Linked DNA regions of Homo sapiens: all the other regions are linked to region 2. A link is a loop called in an ENCODE intact Hi-C map of the cell type or tissue named here. Cell type or tissue: PC-3. All regions are shown on one strand. Links, peaks and the distances in the headings refer to the core of each region. The heading gives the core; the rest is flanking DNA.

Evidence for each region. A loop is a pair of places that touch in the nucleus more often than their neighbours do. Peaks named below come from ENCODE experiments on the same cell type or tissue, not always from the same donor. Only the 100,000 strongest peaks of a DNase experiment are listed, where the experiment ranks them.
Region 1: a loop joins it to region 2, with 4 times the contacts of the local background. A loop is called at or near these places in 32 of 110 quality-filtered maps.
Region 3: it touches region 2 in a loop (4-fold over the local background); 2 of 110 quality-filtered maps call a loop at or near these places.

Annotation. Positions count from the first base shown.
Region 1 is chr1:222,578,172-222,585,979 of GRCh38, reverse strand. TAF1A (TATA-box binding protein associated factor, RNA polymerase I subunit A) reads left to right here. Exons shown (of 11, transcript NM_005681.4): 3 at 1,683-1,852; 4 at 6,108-6,221. Among named protein-coding and RNA genes, the nearest start is that of TAF1A-AS1, 7.8 kb to the left of the region's middle. RefSeq lists an enhancer at 3,495-3,634. In PC-3, for the core only: no CTCF peak of the experiment used is centred there; a DNase peak (open chromatin) is centred at 3,689; H3K4me3 peaks cover 771 bases; H3K27ac peaks cover 1,881 bases.
Region 2 is chr1:222,630,011-222,637,818 of GRCh38, reverse strand. It overlaps MIA3 (MIA SH3 domain ER export factor 3), which reads right to left. Exons shown (of 28, transcript NM_198551.4): 4 at 7,430-7,808; 5 at 5,493-5,654; 6 at 4,570-4,715. Among named protein-coding and RNA genes, the nearest start is that of MIA3, 16 kb to the right of the region's middle. In PC-3, for the core only: a CTCF peak has its summit at 3,213 (motif pointing right); a DNase peak (open chromatin) is centred at 3,198.
Region 3 is chr1:221,708,330-221,716,137 of GRCh38, reverse strand. All of the region lies in intron 2 of DUSP10 (dual specificity phosphatase 10), which reads left to right. Among named protein-coding and RNA genes, the nearest start is that of DUSP10, 30 kb to the left of the region's middle. RefSeq lists a cis regulatory region at 469-480 and enhancers at 403-547, 120-649, 1,211-2,410, 3,607-3,786. In PC-3, for the core only: no CTCF peak of the experiment used is centred there; a DNase peak (open chromatin) is centred at 3,707; H3K27ac peaks cover 1,285 bases.

The DNA.
Region 1 (7,808 bases), core at 1,284-6,283, 52 kb after region 2:
GAATCATCTGAAAAAATTTTATTGTATGTTTAATATTTGCAAGAGATAAAATTTCCAGCATGTTGGTATTTTTAAATGACTATATATTACTTTATATGTGATGGAGTCCAAATAGCACAGGAATGGCATAGGGTTTTAATACCTTGCGTTATTCATTTTAAAAAAAATTATGAACAAGCTTTTAATAGATGGACATTTTATGTTCCTCTTTGTTGTACTTCTTGCAATAAAAGTATGTATCAATATTTATACTTTTTTTGTTTATATCCTGTAAGTTTTAAGAATTAAAACTTTTTCTAGGTTGAGACATTGCTATCATTAATAGTTGTACACAGCTGATCAATATAACGTGTATTAAACGTGTTGTTGGCCAGGTGTGGTGGCTCATGCTCATAATCCCAGCACTTTGGGAGGCCAAAAGGAAGGATCACTTGAACCCAGGAGGTCTAGGCTATGGTGAGCTGTGATTGTGCTAGTGCGGTCCAGCCTGGGTGACAGAGCAAGACTCTTTTTTTTTTTTTTTTAATAAAGTTATCTAAAACTTTTCCCCAATTTTTTATGTATTTGTGGGTGACTTTTATGTATTTCTAGAATGAGAAAACATTTAGCATTGATTCTGCTATTTTTTTTAATTGACATAAATTCTGAGAAACCTTAGTCACATAAGTAAGTAGATGGCAGTGAATGGAGTTTAATTATAGCCGTGTATCAGGTCTGTGAATTTTTTCTAAATTATTGATGAAAAATTGCATAATGATTTATTGTAAAAAATTACGTTGTTCTGCAGTTTTGATGAGCAAAGAATTGGGAATTGCCTAACTTGCAAAAGGAGATGTTAGAGTTATTTACTTTTTCAACACCTGTGTTTTCACCTTCAGATAGTGTGTAATGATTTTGATTGTGAAGCTTTGACTATGTAGGCACAGCTGTCTAGGAGATTAACTTGTGGAAAGAGTATGTAAGGAAATCAAATATCTGCAAGTTAATTGTTTTAAAAGTATCTTTGTAAAGTACCTGTTGGTCTTTGTGTACTTACTGGGGTACAATTACCCAGCTGGACTAGAGGGGTCTCATAGTTACGTGGGAAGATAAGAAGATGTAGCAATGTAACTAGTCATTCATATAATAGCACTGTATCTAAGCCCAAATGTTCTTAACATTGGGATTGCCAATACTTTAGAGATATAAATGCTAATTTTTGCAACTGTTTTAATCTCATTTGTATATAATATCATTGAGTTACTAGGAATTTGGTCCTTAAAAAATAAAAGCCCACTTGGGGTTTGCAGAACATGGGTAGGTAATAAAGACCATGTTTGCCTAGAATGACCCTGACATTTTACCCATTCTAAATACCTGGGACTGTGCTTTTGGGGGCCTGTTTGAGAGATTCTCCGCAAATTATTTGGTACAAGGATGAAAGGATGATTGAATCAGATTTAAAGGATCTGGTGACTCTAGTAGCCCCAAAACATCAAATTAGAAATGTTTTTATCTGCTAAAAATAATTAATATAATGTAGAAGGGTTTGTTTCAAGTGAAGCTGGCTTTGGTACTGGGAATGGGCTGGGTCAAGTAATGCCTACTGTTTACTTGTTAAAACTTCTTATCAGAAGTAAGTTTTTTGAATAGTTGAACTGGAGCCACTTGGATAAAAACTCTCTTCTTTTTCGTTTTTATAGCCATTGGAGGGAAAAGGAGGAAGGATTTTGCTCAGACAACAAGTGCTTGTTTAAGTTTTATCCAAGAAGCTCTGCTGAAGCACCAATGGCAGCAAGCTGCAGAATACATGTACAGTTATTTTCAGACCTTGGAAGATTCAGATAGCTACAAAAGGCAGGCTGCACCTGAGGTAAATAAAATTTGAGTTTGCTGGAAGAAATGATAGATTCCCAGAAGTTTATGCCTACAGCTTCACCTACAGTAGCTTTTACAGAATCTCAGTGATTTTGCTAAAAGCTACTAAAACTACTTTTGAGTGGAGAGTTTGTATTGGGACCTTTTTTGCACACTTCTTTTTACCTCTTATTTTAAAGGGGACTAAAATGTTCATTCCAATAATTCTTCCTTTTCCCCCCTCTTTATGGATGTTTCCCATCATCATGTAAAAATTTTGTTATTCTATCTTTTTTTTTTTTTTTTGAGACGGAGTCTTGCTCTGTCGCCAGGCTGGAGTGAAGTAGCGCGATCTCGGCTCACTGCAATCTCTTACCTCCTGGGTTCAAGTGATTCCCCTGCCTCAGCCTCCTGAGTAGCTGGGACTACAGGCATGTACCACCACGCCCGGCTAATTTTTTGTATTTTGGTAGAGACGGGGTTTCACCAGGTTGGCCAGGACGGTCTCAATCTCTTGACCTCGTGATCCGCCTGCCTCGGCCTCCCAAAGTGCTGGGATTACAGGTGTGAGCCACCATGCCCAGCCTATTCTATCTTAAAATCATCTCTTGACCCAAACTTCCCCCATAGACTATACTTCATTGTTTTACTCTCTTTCAGCAAAACTTCTTGAAAGAGTTGTTCTCTTTTTCCAACTAGAGTGATCCTTTTTTTTTTCGTTTTATCAAGACGTTTTTTATACGCCATCACCCACTTAAATTGTACAATTCAATGTATTTTCATACATTTACAGAGTTGTGCAACCAACCATTACCACACTCTAAATTTAGAACCTTTTTTTTCTCCCATGAAACCAAAACCCTGTACCCACTTGCAGTCCTTCCCCATTCCTCCTCACAGCTGCCGGACACTGGCAGCCACTAATCTATTACTTTCTTTTTCTTTTTTTGTTTTCTTTTGAAACGGAGTCTTGCTCTGTTGCCCAGGCTGGAGTGCAGTGGCATGATCTCTGCTCACTGCAACCTCCAGCTCCTGTGTTCAAGTGATTCTTGTACCTCAGCCTCTTGGGTGGCTGGGATTGCAGGCATGCACCACCACACCTATCTAGTTTTTTGTATTTTTAGTGGAGACTGGGTTTCACTCTGTTGGCCAGGCAGGTCTTGAACTCCTGGCCTCAAGTGATCTGTCCACCTCGGCCTCCCCAAAGTGCTGGTATTGCAAGCGTGAGCCACTATGGCCAGCCTAATCTATTTTCTATTCTGGACATTTCATATAAGTGGTTTTGTACAATATGTGGCCTTTTGTAAATGATTTCTTTCACTTGGCATAATGTTTTCATGGTTTATCCATGTTGTAGCATGTATAAGTACTTCATTACTTTTATTGCCAAATAATCTGTCATATGGAAATACCATGTTTTATTTGTCCATTTATCAGTTGTTAGACACTTAGGTTGTTTTTGCTTTTCGGTTATTGGAAATAATGCTTCTGCGAACATTTGTGTACAGGTTTTTGTGTGGACGTTTGTTTTAATTTCTCCTGGGTCTACACCTGGGAGTGGAATTGCTGGTCATATGGTAACACTATGTTTAGCCTCTTGAGGAACTGCCAGACTGTTTTCCAAAGTGGCCATACCATTTATATTCTCACCAGCAATATCTGAGGCTTCTAATTTCTCTAATCCTTGCCAATATTTTGTTATTGTCCTGTCTTACTGATAATAGTCATCCTTGTGGTTGTGAAGTGGCATCATCCTGGTTATGATTTGCATTTCTCTAATGACTAATGATTCAGAGTGAGCTTTTTAAAACATATCAGATCATGTCACTCCTCTGCTGAAAACACTGTAATAGCTTTCCATTTCATTCAGTAAAAGCCAAAGTCATAATTGCCTATAAATTCCTATGTGATGTGCTCACTTCCTTTCCTTGTTTGACCTCTCTGACTTCATCTCCTGAAACAGGTGGAGCATTCCGAATTCAAAAATGTGAAAACCAGAATGCTTCAAAGCTTTTTCATTACTGACATGAGATAGTGACACCTTTGCTTTCTAATGGTTCAATGTATACAAATTTTGTTTCATGCACAAAATTTTAAGAATATTATATAAAATTACCTTCAGGCTATATGTATAGGTGTATATGAAACATAAGTGAATTTCATGTTTAGCCTTTGGTCCTATCCCCAGTCTCATTATGTATATACAAATATTTAAAAAGCGGAAACAATTTCAAGTCTGAAACATTTCTGGTCCCAACGATTTCAGATAAGGGATACTCAACCTGTATTATCCTGCTTGTTTTTTCTTTTCCATCCTCACTGGTCTCCTTGTTCTTACTTGAATGGGCCAGGCATATTCCTGACTGATTGCCTTTGCCTTAACCAGTTCTTGGAAAGCTCTTTCTTCAGCTATCACTGCAGCTACCCTCCTTCAAGGCCCCTTTTCATTGAGGCCTACTTTGACTATTTAAAATTGCAATTGCCTTACTCCAACTGCAACCTGCACTTTCTGAATGGCACTCCTGATCTCCTTGTCCTGCTGCATTCTTTTCCTCTAACAGTTGACAATTTAATTATATTTCTTGGTTATTGTTTGTCTCTCTACATAGAATGTAAATTTCACAGGGCAGGGTTAAAACAGTGCCTGGCATATACTGCTAAATTTCTTCAGTAAAAGACAGTTTACCCACAAATAACTTGACATGAGTGTCTCATAGGTTTTACTAACACAGTCACCATTGCATCAATTAGTTATCTTCTAGAGCAAAAAAAATAAAAAAGAGAAGCTGAAAAAAAAGTTTAACCATTCATTGAAAATTTAATTTATGGACTTAAGTTACATACTCCTGTAAAACATTGAACATGTTACAGCCTCTTGTTGTCCAGATTTTGTTTTGTAAAATGAAGGAATTGGATCAGTGGTTTTTGAGCACTTCTTTGGCTCTCTTTGGATCACCTAGGGCTTTCATTCAAAGTATAAATTCCTTTACTCCACCCCTGTCTATTGAGTCAGAGTATCTTTTATTTGTATTTTTTTATTTTTTGAGATGGAGTCTCACTCACTTTGTCACCCAGGCTGGAGTGCAGTGGCACGATCTTGGCTCGCTGCAAGCTCCGCCTCCCGCCACGACGCCTGGCTAATTTTTTGTATTTTTAGTAGAGACGGGGTTTCACCGTGTTAGCCAGGATGGTCTCACTCTCCTGACCTCGTGATCCACCCGCCTCGGCCTCCCAAAATCCTGGGATTACAGGTGTGAGCCACCGCGCCTGGCCCAGAATACCTATTTTTAACTGGTGTCCCATGTAATTACTGTGTACACTGGTGGTGAGAATAGCTATCATAATCTCAAAGTTTTCTTTTTTTTTTTTTTCCTGCTTTTCTTCCCCCCCTGCATTTACCCATCCCTGGTGGTAGGTGATCCAAGACCCAGGTTTTCTTTAAGCTCCCAAATACTACAGTGTGATATTCTACAAATGAAATCTTGATATCTCTGAGTTGGGAAGATGAGGATCCTTATATCAAATGATAATATGTGTATCATATATAACTATAGCAGTGATAGTGTGTGTATCCACATATAACCAATATGTATGTTCATAGAAATAATTGATTTACAGTTCAGTTTAATTTACTTTGAAGTTGGTATTATTGATTACTTTAAATTGAGGTTAGCGAAATAGAGATTTGCTCTCATGAAAAAAGAGCTCCAAGTTCTGCCGCCAAAGTTTTGGTGATCTGAGGATAAAATATTTTTTTATTAAGATTTGTCCATAGCTAATCAAAATTCTTAAATTGGCATTCTAAATATAGAATAAATGTAGTCAATAGTTGTAGAATTTGATGGGCTCTCAGGAAATGTGTAGTTTGTTGCCCTCATTTTGCAGATGATGAAGAAGAGGCTGAGACCAATGAAGAAGCCAATATTATTAGAACCCAAATTTTCTGACTTTAATATTCTTCCTTCCATACCAATTAAACATTTTATATTAAATATGTATCTTAACTGTCTACTTTCTTTAAACTACTAAATTAATAATGATGCTATTATACTATCTGATATTTTAATAGAAATTTGAAAGGTTAAAACTATTCTATCACATAAGGAAGTAGTATTAATTTTACATGGCAAAGTAGAGTAAAATGTTGACGGTAGTGGTCTCTGGAAAAGGAATCACAGGTTATTAATGTTGTAATCAGGAAAACAATATCTTAGACAGAAATTGGTTAAGGCAAAAATTTTACATTTTGGCAGTAATTTCTGCTTTGACAGATTATTTGGAAGCTCGGAAGTGAAATTCTATTTTATCATCCCAAAAGCAACATGGAGAGTTTCAATACTTTTGCTAACCGGATGAAAAATATTGGCGTCATGAATTATTTAAAGGTGAGAATATGGGCTTTGTGAATTTACACTTGCAGTATTCTTTTTTTTTTCTAATTGCTTGTGTCAGTGATAAGGTAGTTAACCTAAAAAATGTGGGACAAGGATAAGACATTCTGGATAAATAAGAGAAACTGAAAGAAAAGAGCGTTATGAGAACCATTTACTTCTTGATTTTCAGGCGCCTCCTGTGTTCTCTGACTAAAAATTCCTTTTCTTTGTATATTTCTTCTGGCTGCCAAAACCAGTTATTCAGAGATTGCAGTGGTATGATGATGGGCCAGATTCTAAAATGTTTGCTGAAGTCACTTGAGCTTAGAGTTGGTGTTTAGAAAAGGAAAGAGCTAAACAAGTTGGGAATTTAAATACGTGAAAATATTTTAATACTTCTAATGTTTAGGTGGAATCTTCACCTCCAAGTTCATATATCCTTTTGTAAAAGTCTTATCCAAAAAGATTGAGACATTTTCAAAATATTGTATCTCCCTCTCTATGTTTTTGTCTCAAAGAGCACTTTTTCAATACAGGTTTGTAAATGCTTTGCTTTAAAAAAATGTTTTGAGTGTCTATTTGTGTGCCAGATGCTCTTACGATTTTGTTCTCTGGTAGACCAGGTATACTGTGAGTGGAAATTAAATGGGGGCAGTTTACGGTTCTACTTAAGAAAAAGCTTTCTAACTAAACAATTGGAAATGGGAATGGCCTACCCTGATGTGTGCTCTGCGTCTCTTTTTTCAGGTCTAAACTGGATAGCCATTTAATTAGGGAGGGAGTGTGAAGAGTAAACTGTTGGTTAGGTCCCTTTTGGCTCATAGAATCTACTCAGTTGAAGTAAAGAAACTGAAAGGGAACCTCATTTCTCAATAAGAGTCTGAGAGTGATAATTAGGATAGATAATACAATTTTTTTTGTTGTTAATAATTTTAAAAACACTTATTGCCGCTTACCAGGCAATATGCTAGACATGGTTCTTATAGTAGAGGAAGATCATGTAAATGGAATGAAGTGTTATGGGTACCATAGTAGAAATGTAACAAATGGTGAGAAGATAAAGGAGAAAATGGCCAGTTCTCTGGAACTAGAGAGGGTTGGGATTTAATGGGTAGGGGAATCAGGAAAAGAATGAAAGTGATACTTGAGATAAGTTTGCAAAAGCAATTGGCCATTCACTAGGCAGATTAGGGGAAAGGGCAGCCCTGCATGGCGGGGGTTATAAAGAGTTTAAAAGCCCTACATCCAATAATTTAGTTACTCTAAAAATCACTTGGGTAGAAGTTGGGGGAAGTAGGCTGGGCCCTGTGTGCCATACCCAGGGAACTTGGATTTTAATTCTGTAGTCAGTGGGAGCCATTGAAGGAGTTTATGCAAATGACTAACAAGATGAAATTTCTTTGGTAGCCACTTGAAAGATGGATTGTAGGGAGGCAGGAATGGAGAGGCCAGTTGACAACTTATTGCAGTACTTTGGCTCTACCCATATGATTAATTGTAGTTCTCATTATTCTCCTCTTTAATGTCTTCCCTTTTTGTAATACTCATTCTTTGTATAATTTTTCTTCCTGCTTCTCCTGTATCAGGGATACACTTTCC
Region 2 (7,808 bases), core at 1,181-6,180:
TCAGGAGGCTGAGGTAGGAGGATCACCTGAGCCCAGAGAGGTCGAGGCTGCAGTGAGCCATGATCACACCACTGCACTCCAGCCTGGGAAACAGGGTGAGACCCTATCTTAACCAAAAAAAAAAAAAAAAAAAATTATTCTTGATTGGATAGAAACACACCAAATATTTTTAAATCCATGACAGCATAATGATTATTAGAAAGAGTCAGAAAAAAACAAAACCCTTTGGGCATCATTTGATAATGCCACGAATGAGTTGTCTAACTCGTTATTTTGAAAACTGTTTAAATAAACAAAAAGAATCAAATATTTACCCTGCCTTAACTATACAAGCCAAATCTCAGTGTAAAGAATACTTGATCATAAGTTTCTCTTTGTAGAAATACCCCAGCCTTTAAATGAAGGAGGAACAATATAAAGAGAATTTTAAAAAAAGAGGGACACCCAGATGTTAAATGCCTCCTGATGGAAGTACATAACATCTCCTATTAAGTATTCTTGACAAACAAAATTGAATCTGAATTTGACTACTGATGCAACTATCAATTCCCAGGAAATATAAAGAACCAGAGAAAAATGTTAAAATACACCAGGGGGATGTAGTCAGCAAAATCTAGACCATCATATACCTTAGAAGCCAAACAAAACTGTTTCTTCAATGAATGCACTGCAATAATAACAGAAAGAACTCCATAGACAGTAACTGGTATGAGACTCACCCTCCCACTGAAAGCAACAAGCAAACTAAACAAAAGATATTTAAAAACTGTTTTTCATATAGAGAACAACAGGCAGCACACAATTGTGACCCCTGAGAGAAAAGAAACAAATAGGTGAGCTCTACAACCTCCCAGCTTTCTACCTGGCGGTACTTTCTTGACTTCAGTGCAGGGATAGGGAACCCAAGCAGAGTACACCAATCTTGCAGAGGAGGCAGAGATTAAAGCTCGGGGAGACTGAGGCATCTGAAATATGCAGGAAAAGGTACCAGAAAGATGGATACTATGGGCTGGGCACAGTGGCTCACACCTGTAATCCCAGCACTTTGGAAGGCCGAGGCCGGTGGATCACGAGGTCAGGAGTTCGAGACCAGCCTGGCCAAGATGATGAAACCCTGTCTCTACTGAAAAATACAAAAATTAGCCGGGTGTGGTGGCGGGTGCCTGTAATCCCAGCTACTTGGGAGGCTAAGGCAGGAGAATCGCTTGAACCCGGGAGGTGGAGGTTGCAATGAGCCAAGATGGCACCGCAGCACTCTAGCCTGGGCAACAGAGCAAGACTCTATCTCAAAAAAAAAAAAAAAAAAAAAAAAGATGGACACTAGGAACAAGTAGAGTTCCAGAAATATGCAAGGAGGTCTCTCCTTCAGCCTCAGCCTGAATTCTAAACAGCTCCTGTGTAGGGTAAGATTCCTTGAGGATGGGCAAAGAATAACTAAAGGAAAAAAGAACAACTGTAAGCTAAACAATTCCCAGAGTTGTCACAGGGCTGCAAGACATTTAAATTCCAGCTAGTCAGAGTGAACTGACACACAAAAAACTATGGCCAATAAGCAGTGAAAAAGTGCTCAATATCATTAATCATCAGGAATTACAATTAAAACCAGAAAGGCATACCCACTACAATGGCTAAAATTTAAGACTGATAATACCAAGTGTTAGGGAAGGTGTGGTCAAATGGAAGTTTCATTAACTGCTGATGGAAGTATAAAATGGTACAGTCACTTTTGGGAATTATTGGGTGATGGTCCCACGGATTCTCTGCTTTTGTATATTTGAAATTTTCCAGGATAAAATGCTAAAATAAATTAAAGTATAACTTCAAATATTTAAAGGATTACTATGTAAAAAGAAAACTAGATTCTATAGAGGAAATCATCTGGAGGAAAATTTGGAGTCAGTATAAGAATGAAATAGGCAACAAAGGAATGTATAGCCTTGCAAGGTAGGCGGCTTACACTAGGAACCGGTGACGCACAGGTCCCAAAATGGCAGGGTTAGAGTACAGGGAATTGCTGTGACTACTGAGAAGTTGGACTAGTAGCTTCTAAGGTCTCTTCCAACCCTAAGATTCCACTAACTATTCATCAATTATTGATCTACGAGTCTGACCTCTGGTATAGTTTTCCCAATAAAGTCAGCACCCCATTACTCCAAAACCCTATGAAACAATTATCTATATGAACTACTTGATACTTTGCATAAACTATTTCCTATATTCTCCACTTTCTCCAATTTTCACATGTATTTGGTAAACTTTTTTTGAAGACTTTCAAAAGTCAGAATTACACTTTATACCTCTTGGAATCTTGTATTCCTAGCACAATTTCTGGTACATATTTAGCCATCAAAATGCTCTTTTGACAATCCCTCTCAAGTCGGCATCTTATAACACTGCGCCCTTATATCTTGCCATTCATGTCTGTCATTCCCTGTTATCCCCTGATCACAGATCGTATCCTACACCACTCCTATATGCCCCAACCCAGGCCTAGAAGAGGGCTCTGTGCGTATCTAGAAATACAATGAATAAAGAATTCCTTCTACAACTGGGGCTGTTAAATTTTTCAAGTGATAATTTCACTCTGAAAACCAAATTCTGAATTCTGAGACTGTCTTAATCCCTGAAAACTTCATTATTCCAACTGCAAAGATAATACACACCTTCACCCAGGTGGCTATCACCAGAACAAACATGAATAATACTGAAAAATGGTTTGGTTTTCCTACTTGTTTTCCATCCTGGTGGTCTTTCTCCTGAAACCCTCAGGTATTCAATGTCTTTATATGCCCTCTGACCATCCAAATGAGAATTAGGTGAGGGATGAGATCTTACAAAATGCCAGTTGCTACACCAGACATTTTACATTATCATGTCATTTAATTCTTACCAACAATTGGAGTATGTATTATCTAAATTTTTCAGATGAGAAAGTTGAGGTTCAAAGTTTAGTAATTTGCCCTAAACTTCTAATCGATAGCTTTGGGATTTGAAATAAAATCATCTTGGCTTGAAACCCATGGATTTTAACAGAAAAACAACAAGAACGCTCTTTCCTATTCGAGTCTTGAAATAACAGAACCTAAAGGAAATGGCTTTGGTGAGAAGCATACTTTCTCTGTAGCCCTAAGGGCAACCTGGCCTCCAACTTCAAGAGCTTGCTTAGTCCTCTAATTTACCAAGAAAAAAAGTCCAATTCCACCGAGTACCACAAGGGGGAGCTAAGTCCTAAAAAGCCTAGATAAGCTTCTAGACATTAAATGTCTCATTTGGAGCATGGCTCCCTTTAGAAAGATCTGAATAAATATTCTGCCATAAGTGACTCTTTCTAAGAAACAGACCTGACAATCCCTTTCCTGCTTAAAATCTTCCAAGGATCTCTGCCAACAATGGTCTGACCACTCACTATGGTGTACAATTTCCTTTCTGACTTTCCCTGAGTCCCTCCAACAGACCTTCTCCCTCCTAACTCCATACTTTTTTATTTTTATTTTTTCTGAGGCAGGGTCTTGCTCTGTCGCTCAGGCTGGAATGCAGTGGCACGATCTCAGCTAATTGCAACCTCTGCCTCCCGGGCTCAAGCTATTCTCCTGCCTCAGCCTCCCAAGTAGATGGGATTACAGGTGTGCACCACCCTGCCCAGCTAATTTTAACTCCACACTTTAACAACACCAACTGGCCGGGAATGGTGGCTCACGCCTGTAATCCCAGCACTTTGGGAGGCCAAGGTGGGCAGCTCCCATGGGCTCAGGAGTTCGAGACCAACCTGGGCAACATCACAAAACCCCACCTCTACAAAAAATAGCCAGGCATGGTGGTGCACACTTGTGATCCCAGCTACTCAGGAGACTGAAGCAGGAGGATCGCCTGAGCCCAGGAGGCAGAGGTTGCAGTGAGCTGAGATCACGCCAATGCACTCCTGCCTGGGCAACAGAGCAAGACCCTGTCTCAATTTAAAAAAAAAAGAAAAAGAAAAAACACCAACTACCCACGCTTCCCTGGCTTCCCCAAATAACCTTTTCTTCATGCCTCCATTTCTCTGAATGTGTTATTTCTTCTGCCTGACTGCATGCTGCCCGCCCCCCTGCCCACATCCTTCCCCTAGCCCTTCTATTTGACAACTCCAAGTCAAGCTCCCATCTCTTTCGAATCTGCTTAAAGCATATCTCAGCGAATTTCTGGCCTTTCCTATCACTCTCCCTCCACGATGAACCAATTTATGCCACAGATTGTTCTACCATCAGGTAAATACTTCTCTTCCTGCCCATTATCATGTTACATTTCAAGTGACTGTCTTTCTCTCCTGGCTAAACTGAAAGGTCCCTGAAAGGAAGAACCACGTTTGACAGGTGTGCTTGTGCCCAGCTCCAGCATGCAGCAAAGCCTCCTCATGTGCTGAACTAAGAGCCCATTAAAGCCACACACCTGTGGCTCATTTCAGGGTCTCTCTTCAAAGGATCAGGAGTCAGGTTCATAAAGACATTTTAAGTTCTTCACCTCATGCTCAAAATCAACTTAAAAACTGTAATAATCAACATTTTAGTTAAAAAAAAACTATGTTAAACTTACCGACTTAGTTAAATAAAACATGAATGAATATATTAGAAGGATTGCGTTTTCCAAAGGTGTGACACTTGCCGGCTCTTCGGCGGCTGTCTCTGGTTGCTTGTTTGCATCAATAGCATCCATAGGAGTGTCTTCTGTTGTAACTGGCCCTGGAATTGGGAGGAAAGATAGACATTTTGTGCTTTAGAATAAGAATTCTCTTTAAAAAATACTTATTGAGTATCCACTAAATATTAGGCACTGTGCCTGGAAAGTAAACGTTCTCATCTCTCACTGGATGTTTACTGTGCACTGTGGTGAAATACTCTTTGTGTCGGTCTATCCTGGACTATTACACACTACAGTGTTCTGTACTGTCTCCTATGAGCTTATGCTATAAACATACTTGGACCCCTTCACTGTATTTTAAGAAGTTTTACTTACCATGTCCAGATAGCAAATCAAAAAAAAGAACTGCATTGCATTGTATTTTATTTGGAAAGAGAGGGGTAAAGTAGAGGAAAAACAGAATTTGTGAGTTTTAGAGCAGTGGTTCTCCAACTGTAATTTGCATCAGGTCAGTCTTTCCTGGAGGGCTTGTTAAACACAGATTGCCGGTTCCACCCCCAGAGTTTCTGATGCTGCTGGGCTGGTTGAAAACTACTGTTTTAGAGCATAAGGCCTTTTAAGAATAATATTTTAGATTGAAATAATTTACACAAGATAGTGACAGCCAAACATTGGTTTGTAGGTTAGTTATAGTCTCTGGTGTCTTTCCTATTTTTGATCTCCATCTGTCTTGACGCCTGCTTTTCTCTCAATTAGCTCTGGGATCCTTTTTTCCTTTGAATTTAACAAGTCTCTAGCTCCTGCCTTTGACAATGAATCTCCTAGAAGGCCTTCTTTATGATTTCTCCACTTTGTAGAAAAAAATTAGCAGGCTTTACCTGGGTCCAGGTCTTTCTCAGTATTTGGCTTCTGTGACACTTCTGAGGCATGAGTGTCCCCAATCACACGTTGGTCCAAGTGGGTGGGTTCTTCAGGAACCTGCACATTAAGTTCTGCTGTCTTCTCTCGTGAGAAATTATCTTCATGCAGTGGTTGCATCTCTAGGGTGAGAAGAATACACTGGGCTAGCACAGCTTGATGACACTACCTGTTAGGCTAATCCCACTGACCACACCAGGGCACCTCAACATTGACCTCCATGCATGGGCATCCCATGGAGCACAACTGGGCAGGGAAATAAGAGTTTCAGTTTCTTTTATTCCATTTAAAGGATGACTAATCTACATAATAAAATCTACAGAGGAGTATTTCATAAATAAATACATTTATGGTAGGGACTTCAGTAACATCTTTCCTTGGCAAATCAGCCTACACCCACACAAATAAATGTGCAAATGAGAATTCCACTCAAGAGCAGAAATGTGAAACATCTATTCTGCAGAGAAGTAACATGAACTCTTGCATACCCTAGCATGCCTTTCTCACAGAACTAGTACAGACAGGGACATTCCACGCCAAGGCAGCTTGCTGAGATGTCTTTCGAATACTTTCAAAGTACCTCTAAGAGTCAAACAAAGTGAAGCCATCTCCTCTCCTAAGAGGCTTAGGGGACAGTCCAATGTGATCCACAGCAAAGGTGAATTTCCTTGTAGCCTCATATTTTACCCTGAAAATTCATCTGAATATTGCCTTCTTATCCAAAATATATGTTTTAATTAAATGCAAAAAAGTTCTCCTCCCCCATTTCTTAGGAAAAATTAGCACTCTGGAGTAATACGTTTTCCTGTGGCTTCCTGTCCCCTTGGTACTCTCAATTCAGATACATCTGTCTGAAAAGCCTGGATATACCAGGTGCGGTAGCTCACACCTGTAATCCCAGTACTTTGGGAGGCCAAAGTAGGAGGGTCACTTGAGGCCAAGAGTTCAAGATCAACCTGGGCAACATACCAAGACCCTGTCTCTACAATAAATAAAAATTATTTGGGCACAGTGATGCATGCCTGTAGTCCTAGCCACTTAGGAGGCTGAGATGGGAGGTTCGCTTGGGCCTAGGAGTTGGAGGCTGCAATGAGTTATGATCATGCCACTGTACTCCAGCCTGGGTGACAGGGTGAGAGCCTGTCTTAAGAAAAAAAAAAAGAAAAGAAAAAAAGAAAGAGGAAGGAAGGAAGGAAGGGCAGGTGGGCAAAGGGAAAGAAAAGAAAAGAAAAGAAAGAGAAAAGCCTGGATGCAGAGAATAGAACAAGGAACTAGGAATCAGAATGCTTATGTCAGGATATTGGCTCGGGGTTAATTCAACTGAATGGCTTCCACGCATCAAGCACTGCATTCGAAGGCATCCCTGTCCCAATCTTGATTAATCTGCATGCAAGAACCTTACGGCCCAGGAGGGTTTAACTGGAGTAAGTGCTCCCAAGAAACAGGAAGAACAAGCCATCCACAAAAGATAAAATTGGGGAGAACGTAGGAATTTAGCCAAGGCATTGATCTAAAAGTTATACCAGTCAATCCATGGTTACAGAGCAGTTATCTGACGACTGAAAAATTGTGTTCAATAAAACCCTTTCATAATTTTACATGACATTTGTATTTTGTATATTACTTTCTGGTTTATATCTTTCTCTTTAGCTTTTTACAAAGTTTCCTTTTGAAAATGCTAACCAGTCTCAACTATTCTAAGGGAAACGGCAAGAAATTCTTCTCCATGCTCCAGCCTAAAAGAAAGATGGCAGGAAGGAACATGTGGACCTCCCTGTGTTGTCCCTCTCCTTTAGGCACATTGGAAACTGAACAGAGCTTCACAAGATAGGAGGCACCTCAGCGACCCACCCACCTGCTTCTCCAGCCCTGTTCTACAAGGCCATAGGCATCTCACCTTCCATTGCTCCACCCAAGCCTTCCTCTAGAGGTGGTGCCATCACCAGTGTGGCTGTCTCCTCTGCTGTGGAGTGCTTGTACCTGACAAAATAGATGAGGTCTTGAATGTCATCAAGCACTGCAGCCTCTTCAAATATGTTATTTTCGTTCATTCCCAGATCTCTATTTTCAGCCACACGAGTATCAAGCATTTTTTCTGCTATGCTCAGAATTTGTGACTCAGAAGCACGGAAGACCTTATCTAGGACTTTTTCCATATTATAGGGCAGGCTCTCCTGCTGCGCTGACTTCAGTTTTGATGACATTTCTTGTAGCAAGGCTTCCAGCTCATGGACATTAAAGTACTTCTGGAACCGCTGCAAAGACTGTTGTTCTTT
Region 3 (7,808 bases), core at 1,284-6,283, 920 kb after region 2:
GAAGTCTCTCTTTCATGTTTTCTTCCCATCTACTGCTGATGGATTTATGAGAGACAGAGAAGGTGTAGGGAGAGGGAGAGAAGGGTAGAAGAGGGGAGATGGCAGGGACAGGGAGAGAAGAGGGAGAGGGGAGGGGAGGGGAGGGAGGAGGGATCAGGGTAGAGGAGCAAGAGTTGGGGAGGAGAGGTGAGGGAGAGAAGAGTGGAGAAGGGGGCAAAGGGGATAGAGATAGAGACCAAACCCAAGGCCCTGGTGGGGAAGAAACCAGAGAGAGTCATAGAGTCTCACTGACTTCTGCAAAACCTGAGGGGCTTCCTGGCTCTGGGAACTCTTGAGATCTTAACAGTTCAAATCCTGCTCACATAAAAGTCATCTGCTCATTAAAATAACACAAAGCTGTTTAATTGTTGTCTTTGTGGAAAATTACATGACTGTCATCAGCTGTTGCTTCTGGCAGTGCTTTCTGTTCTAATGTAAATAAATGAGGTAACAGATTTAAAGAAACAGGCTGTATTTACATACTTCTGAGGTATCCTCTCAAAACAATCTGCCTGTGTTATTCAAATACACACAAATTAAACTTGTGGTAGCTCAAACATTAGTTATTCATTAAAGCCTTAAAGTTGAAATGGTAGGAGGGGGGCAAGAGAACTGCACCTCCCTTCAGGGGGTAGGAACCAGAGGCTGACTTTTCTGTGTGGACTGAGCTACTCCAGCCGGCGGAAATCCAATCCCCAGCTCTTTTCTATACCAATTCTGCCCTGAGGCAACTTCTGAGCCAGGAGGGGAGGGTGGTGAGAGCAGAGGGGAATCTTTAAAGCTCTGACAAAAACTTTCCAGGGTCAGCATTTCTTGGAAGGCCTCCAATTAAACTTTATTTTCAATTTTCATAAATCACAATTCCTAAATCATTGGATGTTTCTGACTCAGTTTACTTTTTTGAGGTAAATATGTGGGCAATAATTTTTTAAAATTCTTCCTATTGAGGGCATGGCAAAGGTTTTATCAAACAAGGAAGGAAACAGTATATTCGAAAATATAAGAAAAATGACAAGAGACCCCTCCAATAAACAAGTTAATGACTGGAAAATGTAGAAGTATATGGAACAAAAAATGGAGAAGAAAGCACACTGCTAATTATACAAAGATTAGGAAGTAGCGAAAGTGACTGTTTTAGTTCTTGGTAAGTGTCATTGTCAAGTATTAGCTTCTTTCTGGAATGCTGGGTTTTTTTTAACGTTGGGGTGGGAGGGAATGGCACATCATCTGAGAGAAACAATAGTAACTATTGAAGTGGCTACCTTGTCTGGGTTAAATAACCGGGGTTCGTTGTCTCACACCAAGAAAATTTAGGACATAGACACACAAGAGGAGTTTAGAAGCAGAGGTTTAATAGGCAAAAGAAAGGGAAAGGAAAACAGCTCGCTCTTTAGTGAGAGAGAGGTGACTTCCCAGAGGAAAAAGGCCGACTGGTGGTGGATGTGCCAGATTTTATAGTCTGGCTTGAGGAGGCAGTATCTGATTTACATAGGGCTCACAGATTGGTTTGATCAGGTGTGAGGTTTACACAGCACTCAGGGGAGGCTGGTCACCCCACCCTAATCTTATTATGCAAATGAACTCTCCCCTTGCCTGGCGCCATCTTGTCTGCTCCTTACTGTACACGTGGCCGGCAGAGAAGGGAAGATGGAGCCGCCATTTTGAACATGTCTAGTCGCAGGTAATTCTTTCCTGCTGGCATCCACACGTGCGAGCTCTCAGTTTGCTTGTCTGTGTCTGCAGCTCAACTTTACAGGCTGCTCTCTGTTGAAAATGATTTGGGGCTGCTTTTCATTAAAAGGAAAACGTTACGGAGGACTTCTGTACCCTCACTATCTGCCTAAGTAATTTCTTCTTAACTCCTGTATCACTATGATACCAAAGTTACTATACGATGACAACTCAAGCAATGTCTATTTCATGTAAGCCTCAGTATTCTATATTATGTTGTTTTGTCCAGACAATCCAAAGAAAAGACTATTGTTAACTCAAAATTCAGGCAAATTCTGGTATCAACTTTTCAGAATTTTTTTTTCTCTTAAAACATTACTAAATACTACTTGGTTAGATGAACTAAATAAAAATGAACAACTTTTATTATTGGAAGATAGTTTTGGGAGGGCTATTCTGGAAATGATTTCAGCCTATCATTTATCACTAGGAAAACACCAGGAAGATCTTTTTATTTTATTAAGTTTTTGTAAATTATTTCCAAAAAGAAATTGACCACCTATCTCAATACCTCTTTCCCTGTAGCTCCTATTGGTATCTAACATATCAGCAGTCACCTGTCTTCATGTGACTTGGGGCTAATTCCTGTGTACAAAGGGATTTAAATAAGACTAGTCCTGCTCTCCAAGGACCTAAATTCTATTAAAGCTCTTAATCTGGATATACACAGAAAGGAAAATACATTTTAAAAGAATATGTATTAATAATGCAGTTATAGTTGTAGAATGAGGCTGCATGTATACATATAATAAGTTGTTGAAACTAAGTTTTTATAGAATGACTCTGAGAAAAACTGTAAACACCTCAACTTATTGAGGAAATTGAGGTATGAAAAAGTTGTGTGTGTGATAACTTTTCTGTACGTCCATTTCAAAAATTTCTAGAAGTATGCATATATTTTTAGAGAATATACCAGAAATGTATTTTTGGCTATTCGATATGCCTAAAAAATGTCTTTTTTTTCAAGGCTTCTGAAAATCGTAGACATAAAGAACTAAATATAATGAGGTTTTCAAGGGAGACCACACTAACCACCAGCCCCAACCCCCACTCTGCATGCCACTTCCTCCGGCAGTGATGGAGTGTAGACTAGGCTAACAGCACTGAGTACACTTTTAGCAGAGCAGAGCTACAGTGGGCTGTCCTCATGGCTCCTGCTTTGTCCTCCCTCTCTGGTGATGCCCTTGCATGGGGTTGCCTCTGCAGGATGGTCTCCTTTTCCTACTGCTCTGAAGCAACTGTACCAGCATCAAAAGTTCATCTCTAGCAACACTGACATTGACCCCTGTAGTCTCTGGTCATCTTCCTGCATCTGACTACCTCCAGTGCTAGTTAGCTTTGCTGCTCCATTTGACAGTCATTCAAATAGCTGCAGGGTTTGAATGCCTTCTTAAAATACCAGGATGGCTATTGTACACACAAAATCATTGAATCATTACGACAGACCTAAGTAGTAGTATCCTATTTTATAGTTATGGAAAGATAGCCCAGAATACTTCAATAACTTTCAAAAAGTCACACACTTGGCATGTGGCAGACCCACTATTCTAAATCCAAGGCAAAGCTCTTTTTTTTTTTTTTTTTTTTTTTGCTGCTTTATATATCATCCACTGTCTTTTCTAGAGTTGGCTTTTAAGATATATCTGTAGATAACTGTGTCTCCTTCACACAGGAAAAACCCATGAATGGAGGGACTAACTTATTTTTAGATATATCTTCCTAAAAGACTTAATAATATAGCAAGCCAAATAATGTGGATGGGTACTCAATGGGATTCAAGATCCCATTATGTTATATGAGTATATCTGAAGTTTTATGTATATGTGTGTATTTTAAGCTTGTGATACTTCCTTGTTTATGTCTTTTCAAACATAAGGCATCTCACATGTAAGCCAGACCACACTGGTTTGAGGGAAGCAGTCAAATGACGTGATCATAAGAAGACTTCTCTCTGACTCATAGTCAGCCTCCTAAATCTCTTTCTTCCCCTGAGTAAGATAAATACTTCTTTATCTCTTGTTTCATACCTTATACCTAGTGAGACAGCACTCCCATTCAACTCTCTCTGCCTCTGTTTGATAGGGCCTCCCTTTACTCTTCTTGGGAAAGAAATACAAGTTCCCTGGGGGCAAGATCCTAAGACAATTTAAGTAATACTTCCTTGGGTATTTTACAGTAGGAATGATTTTCATCTTGAACTTGAAAATACCCTACTGTAAAATACCCAATTCCTACTGTAAAATACCCAATCACATCTATGGAGTATAAAGAACATTTCATAGAAAACAAGAAGTAGAAATAATCTTTGTGGATCGAGCTGGTACCCACCACCACCCCACATGTTTCTCCTGTTAAGATAGGTGATATTCTGCCCTGAAACTTATGAAGTGACTCTGACCCTGTCTTTGAAGAAGATTTCAGCCTTGGCAGCCTGACATCAGCTCCAGTTCATCCAGGCTTTGTTCTTCCACAGATTCTTGTGCTTATAGAATCTTGAGTGGCTCTGATGTTCTGTTTCCATGGAGTATATCATAGCATCCATCTGTTCCTGGTATAAACAAAATAGTATGCAACTTACAGCAATGTCTCTCCCACTTATAATAAAACACCTAACTCTCATGTAGCATTTTATCCATATTGAGAGCTCTGTGAGATAGAAATTATTATATTACAAGTCACAGATATGTAAACTGAGATGCAGAGACATCAATAACTTGCTCAAGGTTACAAGGTAAGTGATAGGAGTCAGGAGTTTTAACTCAAGCAATCTGGCTCCAGTCTATGATCTTAACCACTATCATCAAGGTACTGTTTTACTTTAAAAGACTGGTTACTCAGTAAGAAAAACTAGGCAACAGAGAGGGGTGATCAATATGCTTATAGCAAACTGTAGAAGAGTCCAATTTTAGCCTACACCCCTCCCCCTGGTCTTTGGACATTACTTCTGTTTGCTGACCTTCAGTGAGAGTGTTCCTTAAATTTCTGGAAACAGCTCACTTTCTAGCTTAGCATAAGACCAAAAAGGGCTGTCCACCTTTAGAGTATAAAAATCTCTTGCTTATAGATTCTGCATTTGGATGTGGTTTCTTTAACTCACAACCCAGCGCATTGCTTCTGAATCACATTACAGAGGACTCTTCTGTTTCTAGGACTGCAGTCGCCAAAACAGCAACAGGAGCTGAAATGCATCTATAAAGAGAAGTTTCCCACTAAAACTAGAATCCATTGCTTCAGTAGGACTGTCACTGAACTGACCGTGTGTTAGAAGAAACTGGCAGGCAGTATTTCCACATATAGTTCTTTAGGGGTGCTAGGTATTCTTTGTTGCTGCCATTTAGAATCAATGTACTGACCATACTCATTTTGGCAGAGAACCTACTTTTGACATAAGCTTTGAAAATGTTTGCTGCCCCCCCACCCCGCCTTGCCTCACCCTACCCCAGCATTGTTGCTCATGGCTACAATATGTTCGCACTAATAACTGCAGGCTCTTGTGCACATAAGGAAGTTAGCCACCTTGGTAGAAATTAGAGGAAAGGAAGAAGGAGGGAAGAACAGTTTTATTTTCAAAATCCAATTCTGTGGAAAAACCAGAAATGCAAAGACAGTGTTTGTTAGGAAAGCTAGGACCAACAAAGTGAAATCAGATATATTTGTTTAGGAAAAATAGGGAGCTGTTGCTTTCTTTATGTTAAAAGTATGTTTTGCAAACTTTAAAACTGCTCGGATACCTTGGTTCCTAATTCTTTTTTGTTAAATAAAATTTTAAAAGTAAAAACTCAGGAACATTAGTTTACTTATATAGAGTCTTTATATTAAGCAGATTTTTTTTTTTTTAGATCTTTAAAATGGTAGTTTCCCAAAGTGATGAAAAGAAAAAGCACTTACAATGTGCTGGACATTGTTTTAAGGTACTTTATTAACCACTTTAATCATTACAACAGTACAGTGAGGTAGGTACTATTGTTATCCCTGTTTTGTATACAGGGAAACTGAGGAACAGACAGGTGAGAAACCTGCCCAGGGTCTCATAGCTAGTGTTTGGCTGTGCTGGGGATTCAAACCCAAGAAGTCCAGCCTCAATACTCCTTCTCTGAATCACTGCACTGCACTTAGGGCTCTCATGGACTATGCGTGTGCATAGATCTGTTGGAATTTAGAACAAAGGTGATGATATTGGGGGTAATAAGACATTATTTATCGAATACCTGGTCGTGTATCAAAACCTTTACATAGGCTTCCTGAACTATGACCCTGATGGGTAGATGATATTACATCCACTTAATAGATTGGTAAACTGAGGCTTAATGAGGGAACCTGACTTGCACAGGGTCTCACAGCTGCTAGGAGGCAGAATCATAACTGCAGCTAGGTGTGGTTTGTCTCTGACCTTTGCTCTTAACCTCCATGCTACACTGCTCCTGCTTTGTTTGTTAATTATCATGTTCTAATATTCTTAAATAGTAATAAACATAACATCATCAGGGTTCCTCATTAAGTGATCAGTCACTTTGGCCTCTGGTGATACTTGATGGGGTAGGGTCGGAGGAAAGTAACTGGAAAAGAAAAACCAGATTAGCTTTACTCTTCCCCCTCCCCTCCAGATTTCAATTTCAACCCTTCCCCAAGAGAAGAAAACAATCCTTCCTGCAGACTTCTCTGGAAAAAGCCACCACTGTGAGCTTCCACTCGTTGTTTTTTACTTTAAGCACCGTCCACAGAGAGAGTTTTTAACTGCAGTACAGAGCTGTGCATAAGCCTTATGGAAAACTGATGCCCAAGTTGATTAGCAGAGTGGCAGTTGAACAGGAGACTATTTCTTCAGACCCCTCAAGGAGAATTTCCTTGTTTACCTTATATGTTTAAATTGTAATATCTCCTTTTCTCTCCACCCCCACCCCTCCCACCTCCAAATATTATAAGAACAGAGTTCCTACATGGCTTAAACATACAATGCACCCATACTTTTGCACATAAGCATGCTCTGTGATTTGGAGCATTCTGTGTGTCTGTCTCAAATTCCCTCCTCCCCCCACTCCGCCACGGGTTTTTTTCCCCCCATTAGGCAAATGGAAGGCCCATGCCACCTGTTAGCATTACATCATTGGCTCCCCAGAACACAGTTGCACCAAAGGCCTTAAACAAAGTAGTTCTTCTTGTATTGTTTGCACTCAAAGAGCTGATATCATGCCAACTGATGTCATTGTATGTCTTTGTGTAACTGCTATGGCAACTGGGCAGGTGGGGAGCCTCCAGCTGATGTCATTGAGAAAGGAGGTGTAGAGGCAGAATTTTAAAAAGCTGGACGCTGCTTTTTTCTGTGTGTGGGGTTTTCTAGCATGTGTTGGTTTTTTTTTTTTTTTTTAAACTAGCTGCTTTTAAGACAAATTACAGCTTGAGTACCCTAAATAAGAACAGAGAGGTTTTTCCCCTGCTTTTAGAGCCTTCTTTTGAATTTGTTTTATTGTTCTTCCCTCTCATCTTATATGGAAAAATGTAACAACTGCCTTTTTTGAAGAAAAAAGTGAATTAGGTTCCCATCACAGAATCTGTGTGGAATTTGGGTTTTTGTGGAGGCGAAGCTGAGCAGATTTTAACTCTTCAGAATCCCTTTTGTGGAGGCTGTGATGATGACAATGGGTAGTTTTTATCTTATTTATTTTTTAAGTCTTCACTGGTGAAGTTATTTTCCATATTTTCTTTCTTCTACTTCAGAATTATCTCTTCAGGTTCAAACTTTATTGTCATAATTGCCTAGCAGAATAAACTATCATATGTAAGGGCAGAGGTTAATTCTAGAAATCAACTGAAATTCGTATATAGCTCTTGTTTTTCTTTTCAAAAAGCTAGGGTAGGTTTTGACTTCTTACTTTCAATGAGTAAAGTGAACATAATATTGCCCTTTGAGTTTTCTTTGGATCATAACCATACCTTAAGGAAAATATGATTTCTCTCTTTTACACAGCCAGCTCCGGGTCCATTGGTTGTGAAAAGTCATGAGACTCGGTCTAGGTTATGGTCTGGAGTTTCCCGCTGTG